Linked DNA regions of Homo sapiens: regions 2 and 3 are each linked to region 1. A link is an interaction called in ENCODE POLR2A ChIA-PET data of the cell type or tissue named here. Cell type or tissue: PC-9. All regions are shown on one strand.

Evidence for each region. ChIA-PET counts read pairs that join two places held together with the same protein. Peaks named below come from ENCODE experiments on the same cell type or tissue, not always from the same donor. Only the 100,000 strongest peaks of a DNase experiment are listed, where the experiment ranks them.
Region 2: POLR2A ChIA-PET joins it to region 1 with 6 read pairs; 2 of 35 experiments call an interaction of 5 or more read pairs at or near these places.
Region 3: POLR2A ChIA-PET joins it to region 1 with 5 read pairs; 2 of 35 experiments call an interaction of 5 or more read pairs at or near these places.

Annotation. Positions count from the first base shown.
Region 1 is chr13:99,123,750-99,126,249 of GRCh38, forward strand. No RefSeq gene overlaps it. Among named protein-coding and RNA genes, the nearest start is that of DOCK9-DT, 38 kb to the left of the region's middle. RefSeq lists an enhancer at 1,320-1,419. In PC-9, no CTCF peak of the experiment used is centred here; a DNase peak (open chromatin) is centred at 1,382; H3K4me3 peaks cover 538 bases.
Region 2 is chr13:99,336,011-99,338,510 of GRCh38, forward strand. The region is part of intron 6 of UBAC2 (UBA domain containing 2); the gene reads left to right. Among named protein-coding and RNA genes, the nearest start is that of FKSG29, 14 kb to the right of the region's middle. In PC-9, no CTCF peak of the experiment used is centred here; no DNase peak of the experiment used is centred here.
Region 3 is chr13:99,356,051-99,358,550 of GRCh38, forward strand. All of the region lies in intron 7 of UBAC2 (UBA domain containing 2), which reads left to right. MIR623 (microRNA 623) reads left to right here and starts at 81; the gene lies at 81-178. RefSeq lists an enhancer at 108-347. In PC-9, no CTCF peak of the experiment used is centred here; no DNase peak of the experiment used is centred here.

The sequences.
Region 1 (2,500 bases):
CCAGGGAAGGAGGAAGAGCTGGCAGCTCTGCCCAGATCACCTGCTTCCTTCCAACCCTTTTGCCCAAGGTTCGACTCTGTACCAGGGTTTCCCATTTCCCTGGGGAGAGCCAGACAGCTGTGGAAAGCTGGTATTTCCATGTCATTCCTGAAAACCTCATGTGGCAACTGATGACTAGTCATGGCCTGATGTCATCTAGAGCCATTTTTCTTCTCTCTGCTCATCTGCACGCTCAGTTAACTCAGGTTTTGTACATCTTCGTTCAAACTCATCACCTCCATTGCTCCAGGGCTTTCCCCTTGGATTCCACTGGATTCAAGGAGCAAATGTCCCCGTTTGCTCCTTCAGATCAAAAGTAGGGAGAAGAGCTTAATTCTCTGTCTTCCTGAATGTAGCAGATGGTATCAGTGGCCCCACCTCCCACTGGCATTCACTTCTACTTATAGCTGACCCCTGAAAATCTCCACTCAAAGCCTTTTTTTTTCTGACCTTGAAAACACACTGTGCCCATGCATGGAGAAGCCAGACATGCTGGAAATTTCATTCCCCTGAAAGCAGCCTGAACCCATGACAGATGGAGAATTGGTGGATTAATACCCCAGATCCCTGGCCCCTTGGTTGGATGAATTCTGAGTCTTGGTTTTCAGAATTCTCTAGTGGGATCGAGCTCTATCTGCCCATGGTGGTAATTTGCTTGATAATGTGCATCCTTTATTGGCTTTCTTGTCTTCTCTGTCTCATGTCCACTATTTCCAGTGTTTTCCGGGACCCTTTCTCAAATTCCTGGCACTTGAATTCTTATCTCAGGGTCTGCCATTGTGTGAGGCTCAGCACAATGCCTAGCTAGCACATAGTAGGCACTCAATTAATTCATCCTTGACAGGTCATTGATCAATATTGCAGATGGGATTTCTGCCTTGGGAGAGAGGTGACACTATATGACCGTGAAGGATTCTTGCAGGTGCAAAAGTCTTCCCACGTAGAAATCAATGTCTTTCCAACTAGGAGACCTAGAAAAGGAGCTGTGAGGTGGAAACATATGAAAAAAAAATTTTCTCCCCTCTGTGCCAACGTGCTTTCATATGTGAAGGAGGAAGCGAGGCTCACAGGTTGGTTATGAAATCATTCAATTTCAATTTCTTGAGCCAGCATATCGCCTTTTATGGACACTGCAGCCCAGGGTAATGTGCAGGGAGTGATTTTCCATCACGTTCTATATAGTTCACAGCAGAACCAAAAATAAGATGTTCAAACCCTAGAGTATTATATTATGAATAAATACGGTCAAATCATATACCAAATACAATTATGATTACTCCATGACCAGAACTCTCGTAACACTCCTTTATGGTTGGTTGACACTGCATTCATATTTCTGTGTCTCAAGTGAGGAAATGAGTCACCAAAACGGTAAAAAAAAAAAGGCGCTGAAAACTGTCTGGCTGCTGTCTGAAGAGAGCTGGAAGAAAATGTTCCTGACCTCCCCCACCATATGCCCGGGCTGATGGGGGCTTCACCACAGTCCCAGACTCTCAAATCTTTCTGACATATTTTCATAAGAGAATAAAACACTGTAGTTAACGAGCTATGTAAGTTCCATTTGTGAATTGGTGTTTGATGAAATGATACATTGTAGAGGTAAAATGGGAATGTGAAAAGCAGGGTTTTTTTTTTTTTTTGTCCTAACAACTGAGTGTTTCATATGGTTGAGCAAAATCACATTTTAATATAGTTGAGCGTATTCCAAATGAGGTCTCTGCCTCCAAGGAGCTGCCTTGCTGGGAAGTCTGTAAAGTTCACATCCTTTTAACAGAACCGGAGTTGATGGAACAGGACAGTCAGGGAGGGGTCTGCACCTGGAGTTGAGACATGCCTGTGGGTGAAAATGGTTGCTTGGAGGGAGGAGACCCCCACACAGGCAGCGGATCACCTGCAGAGAGGACCGTGCCTGGCAGAGGACTGGGTGGTGCCCAGCACTTTGGAAGTCTAGAAAATAAGTAGTATATGGGTGTAGCGCAGACTGAGGCCTGGCAGCAGGGAGCAAGTAATGTGTGATGATCCAAACAGACAAGCACTAAAAACTAAAAGTAGGCCGGGCACAGTGGCTCACGCCTGTAATCTCAGCACTTTGGGAGGCCAAGGCAGGCAGATCACGAGGTCAACAGATCGAGACCATCCTGGCCAACATGGTGAAACCCTGTCTCTACTAAAAATACAAAAATTAACTGGGCATGGTGGTGCACGCCTGTAGTCCCAGCTACTCGGGAGGCTGAGGCAGGAGAATCACTTGAACCTGGGAGGCGGAGGTTGCAGTGAGCCGAGATCGCGCCATTGCACTCCAGCCTGGCGACAGAGCGAGACTGTCTCAAAACAAAAAACAAAACAAAAAAGAAAAACTAAAAGTAGATCTACCATTAAAGAACTAAAAGGAGAACTACCATTTGATCCAGCAATCCCACTACCAGGAATCTACCCAAAGGAATATAAGTCATTATGTGAA
Region 2 (2,500 bases), 210 kb after region 1:
AAGAGATAAAACTGGATGTTAGAGGAGCTTTACATTTTTGCCAGTTGCTGTATTTAAGATTGCTCATTTTAGATTTCAGAGTCCTAAAAACAAGTGAGGATAAACATCTTTTCATGAGTTTGTCAGCCATTTGAGTTTTCTCTTCTGAAATTACCTTTTCATATGCTTTTAAAACTGGGCTCTTTCTTACACATTCCTAGGGTTTCTTGATATGTTCTGAATGCTGCCTTGGTTGGCTGTATGAATTCTGAATACTTTCTTCAGGCCTCTTGTGTTTTCATTTCATTTATGGTAGCTTTTGGCATACTACAGCTTTTAAATTGTAAAGTAGACCAGTGTGTGTTTTCTTTTCTAGTTTGTACCTTATGTTTCTTAATTTAAAATATTTTGCCACCCCAGTGCCAAAAAGGTATTCCTTCTGTATTTTGTGCAGAAAGATTTACAATTTCATGAATTCTATTTGAGTTCTTATTCCATTGCAAGTTTACGTTTGGTGTCAGGAAGGGGCCCTGTTCTGTCTCTTCCTTGTGTATAGCCCATGTGCCCCTTCCCTCCCAATTTACCCATGTCTGCTGAATACCAGGTGCCCTTACACTGAGGATCCTATTTCTAGGCTCTTGTTCTCTTGGTCTATTTAAGTAACCCTAGATAAAGACCACACTGTTTTAGGTAGCCAAACTTTATAGTATGTCTTGAAATCTGATAGGACTTACGTTTCTTTAAAATTGCCTTGCCTTTTCTGGGTTTTTTATTTCTTTGTCTTTTAACTCTTAATTGTGATATACAACACAAACTAACTGTCACAAAGCCTTGCAAATCACTATAAAGCAAATATACCCATAATCCACCATGCAGGTACAGACCATGCCTGGCCAGCCCCGCAGCCCATGGTGCCCCCCTTCCTTCCCACCTCTCTTCCTCCTTCCCACCTCCCTCCTGTGACCCCTTCCCCTTCTTTCTCCCTCCCTTCTGTGACCCCTCCTAGCACACATAGTCATCATCTTTGCGCTTTCCTGTCTCGTTTTACTGCTTAGTGTGTGGTTTAGGTTCATTCATTCACAGAAGTGGAATCGTGTTTTCAGGCTTTGGGTCTGGCTTCTTTCTCCCAACATGGTGTTTTTAAAATGCAAACCTTAAATATTCCGCATGAATTTGAGGCTTGGCATTTACATTCCAACAAAACACCCTGTTAAGATTTTATTTTGAATGATATTTAATTTATGTATTAATTTGATGAAAATTGGTATCTTAAAAGTTTTGCATCTTCCTATTCATGGAACTGGTATCTTTATTATCACTAGGGTTGGTTTTGAAAAAATATCCCTTATTATCTTTTTCTTTTTTTTCTGTCAAGGCCTTATATATATATTATTTATTTATTCCCAATTATCTTACAGTTTTTCTTGCTGTTATTTGCTAACAGTTTATTTTTTCTTTCTAAACAGTCTGTATTTTATCCCTGGTTGCTTTTAAGGATTTCTTTCTTTTGTTTCACCACAGTGGATCTAGATGTAAATTTCGTTTTAGCATTCTTTTAGGGACTCTTGCCCTTTCATCCTAAGGATTTATATTCTTTCTTTATTCTAGAAAACTCTCAGCTGTTTATCTCTTTAAATATAATATCCTTTCCCCCATATTCCCTCTGTTGTCTTCTTCTGGAACCCCTATGCTGACAGCCGCATGAGATGCACATAATCTGCCTGTGCAGAGGCCTTGGCCTTCCCAACCCACATGGACCCTCCTTGGTTCATGCCCTACACAGCTTTTCCCTTCTCTCTGTGGAGGGGAGAAAGGGTACATGGAGCATGAGGAGGAACTGGGGTGCCTCTTACCCAGACTTAAGTAACCCTCTACTTCTCTCCTCCTTCCACAGGGCCTAGACCCTCTAGTCCAGGGGTATCTAGTCTTTTGAACTCTTCTGTGACACATTGGAAGAAGAATTGTCTTGGGCCACACATAATATACACTAACACTGAAGATAGCTGATGAGCTTTAAAAAAATTGCAAAAAAATCTCCTAACTTTTTTTCTTTTTTTCTTTTTTTTTTTTTTTTTTTTTTTTTTTTGAGACAGAGTCTCACTGTGTCGCCCAGGCTGGAGTGCAGCGGCACAATCTCGACTTACTGTAACCTCCACCACCCAGGTTCAAGCGATTCTTGTGCTTCAGCCTCCTGAGTAGCTGGGACCACAGGTGTGTGCCACCACGCCCGGCTAATTTTTGTATTTTTAGTAGAGACGGGTTTTTACCATGTTGGCCAGGCTGGTCTCAAACTCCTGACCTCTTGTGATCCGCCCGCCTTGGCCTCCCAAAGTGCAGGGATGACAGGTGTGAGCCACTGCGCCCAACCTTGTAATGTTTTAAGAAAGTTTATGAATTTGTGTTGGACCACATTGAAAGCTGTCCTGGGCCACATGTGGCCCACAGGCCTCAGGTTGAACAAGCTTGCTCTAGTCCCTGTGCTTTTCTGAGTCCCACAGGACTCTCTGCAGGCATTTGGACT
Region 3 (2,500 bases), 230 kb after region 1:
CAGCTGTGCTAGGTATGTCAGGCCTCTGAAAAGAAATGTCATTAAAGTAAACAAGACTTGGGACACATGTCTGTCAGACTGTACACAGTAGAAGCATCCCTTGCAGGGGCTGTTGGGTTGCATCCTAAGCTGTGCTGGAGCTTCCCGATGTACTCTGTAGATGTCTTTGCACCTTCTGTCCTCATTGCCATCCCCAATCAGTCCCTGGAACACCAGCTGTGGCCCTGACCCTTTTAGCCCCTGCATGGAATGCACAGGCAAGGCGTGTGGCCTTTGGGACTCCAGCCGACTAGAGCAAGACAGAGGAAGAAGAGACGGGGCAGAGGGCAGCCGATAGTTGGAAACTTCTGTCCCCTAAGCCAAAAGGTTCTCAAAACTGAGCAACAGGATGTATTGTGTCTCCTGATCGTATTGCCATGGAAACTGCCTTCTGTTCTGCCTAGAAGAAATAGTACTGTTTGAAGTATCTCATCCATCAACACTGGTCACTGTGAGAAACCACAAAGGAAAAGTGAAACCGAGAGCTGCAAAACTAGCCTGGGACTTTGTTCAAGCGATCATCTCCTTTCCCTCTAGTTTATTATTTTTTCCAATACCTACTGAGACTACTGCTAAGCAGCACAGAAAGATACAATACACTGTTTTTATAGCACGACACAAAGATCATGGGTGGCACTTCACATGACAGGGTTAGATTCAGTCTTCTGAGTTTTCTAAGGTTCCTATTTTTAAGACTTTACCAAGGAACCAAGGCTTTCAAATATGCAGCATGGTTTCTTCTGGGCCTCGCGTTGCCCCATCTCTTATCCAAGTGGTGAATGTGTTGCCAGTTTGTGTGTGGTTCTGGTGGTGGGCTTTGTTTGGTTTTCTTTTTTTGGGCTTTGTTTGGTTTTTCCCCAGTTTTGCCACAAAGCTTTTGCTGAGGACAGCAGCCTCTGTGGTGTCTTTTCTCTCTGTATTGTGCTCACTCTTGTAGTCATGCACCACATAACAATATGTTTTGGTCAATGACAGATTGCATGTATGACAGTGGTCTCATAAGATTATGATGCCATATTTTTGCTATGTCTTTTCTATGTTTAGATACACAACTACCATTGTGTTACAGCTGCCTCCAGTATTCAGCACAGTGACTTGCTGTACAGGTTTGTAGCCTGGTCGCCATAGGCTACACCAAGCAGCCTTGGTGTGTAGTAGGCGATCACATCTAGGTTTCTGTAAGTACACAGCAACAAAGTCACCCAACAGCACATTTCTCAGAATGAAGCCCTGTTGTTAAGCGACACGTGACTACAGTTTTAAGTCTAACAAGATGCCTCTCGTTCAGTCCTGAAGTGCTTCTTGTTTAGTTTTTAATGTACGTTTGTTTTGTTATCTCAGCCAAACTCTTTTCAGGGCCATAGGAAATTAGTCATTTCTCTGTGTCACAGCCTCCTTATCTGGCCCCAGGACAGCGCACTACGCATAGAAGGCAAATGAGTAAAACTAAGTGTAAGCATATTCATACTTACACCAAAAGCTGCAGCTTCCACAGAGCACAGGGAATTGCAAATAACTGTCTTCTATGAGGAGCTGCCATTTGTGGTTTCACCAGTTTCCCAGCATTGCTTCTTTGTAACTCCTGGTTCTTGTATTAGAAGAGGATGCTATGTCCATGAAGAATGTAGGTATCAAGCATGTCCTTTGGGAGCCTCCTTGCTTTAACCCCTCTCACCCCTTCCACCCCGCCTTCATTAGTAACCCATCACCTGGGTCTTCATATCCCAACTAACTACAGTCTTGGCTAAGAAAACCCCATACGCCTTAACTCAGCAATATGCCTCACTATGTCTTTGTCCATTCAGTTATCCATTTTGCAACTGTTTCTTGAGTGCTTGCATATGCCAGGTCGTACAGGAGGCCAGGTCTACAAACAGGACAAGATGGAGAATCACAGTCCCCGTGGAGCTAATAGGCTGTTGTGAGATTCAGGCCGGTTAGCCTGCAAGTGAAATGGGATGTGCTGAGAGCTGTCCTGGGGAAGGGATGGTGAGGTGTGAGAGCACGCAGAGGAGTACAGGGTGGTGAGAGCAGGCTCCCCAGCAGGAGTAGAGAATGTGAGGGCGGTGTTGTGAGAAAGTGACTCCAGTGGCAGACAGGAGTCTGGTAAGCCCAGGTAAGAAATTTCTGTCGGATTCTGAAAGCAACAGGGATGCATTGAGTAGCATCAAAGGGGAGGATGTCTGTAGTCATCCGAAAAGGCCCTTAATGTACTCTCCCTTTCTTTTCTAACTGTGTATCTATGTGGCTGGATTTGCTTCATGTACTTCAAAAACCAGAGTAACAGAACAAAATCGAATGCAGAAGCAGATGGGAGAATCCAGCAACCTTCTAGTAAGTCAGACATTAAAGAGATTTGCAAAAATGGAAAACAGTGCCACTCTTCTCAGTAATTCTGTTTGGGAAAACATGGTTATTTTTTATTTCAAAAATCTATATTTATGTTAGCAAGTAATAGGCT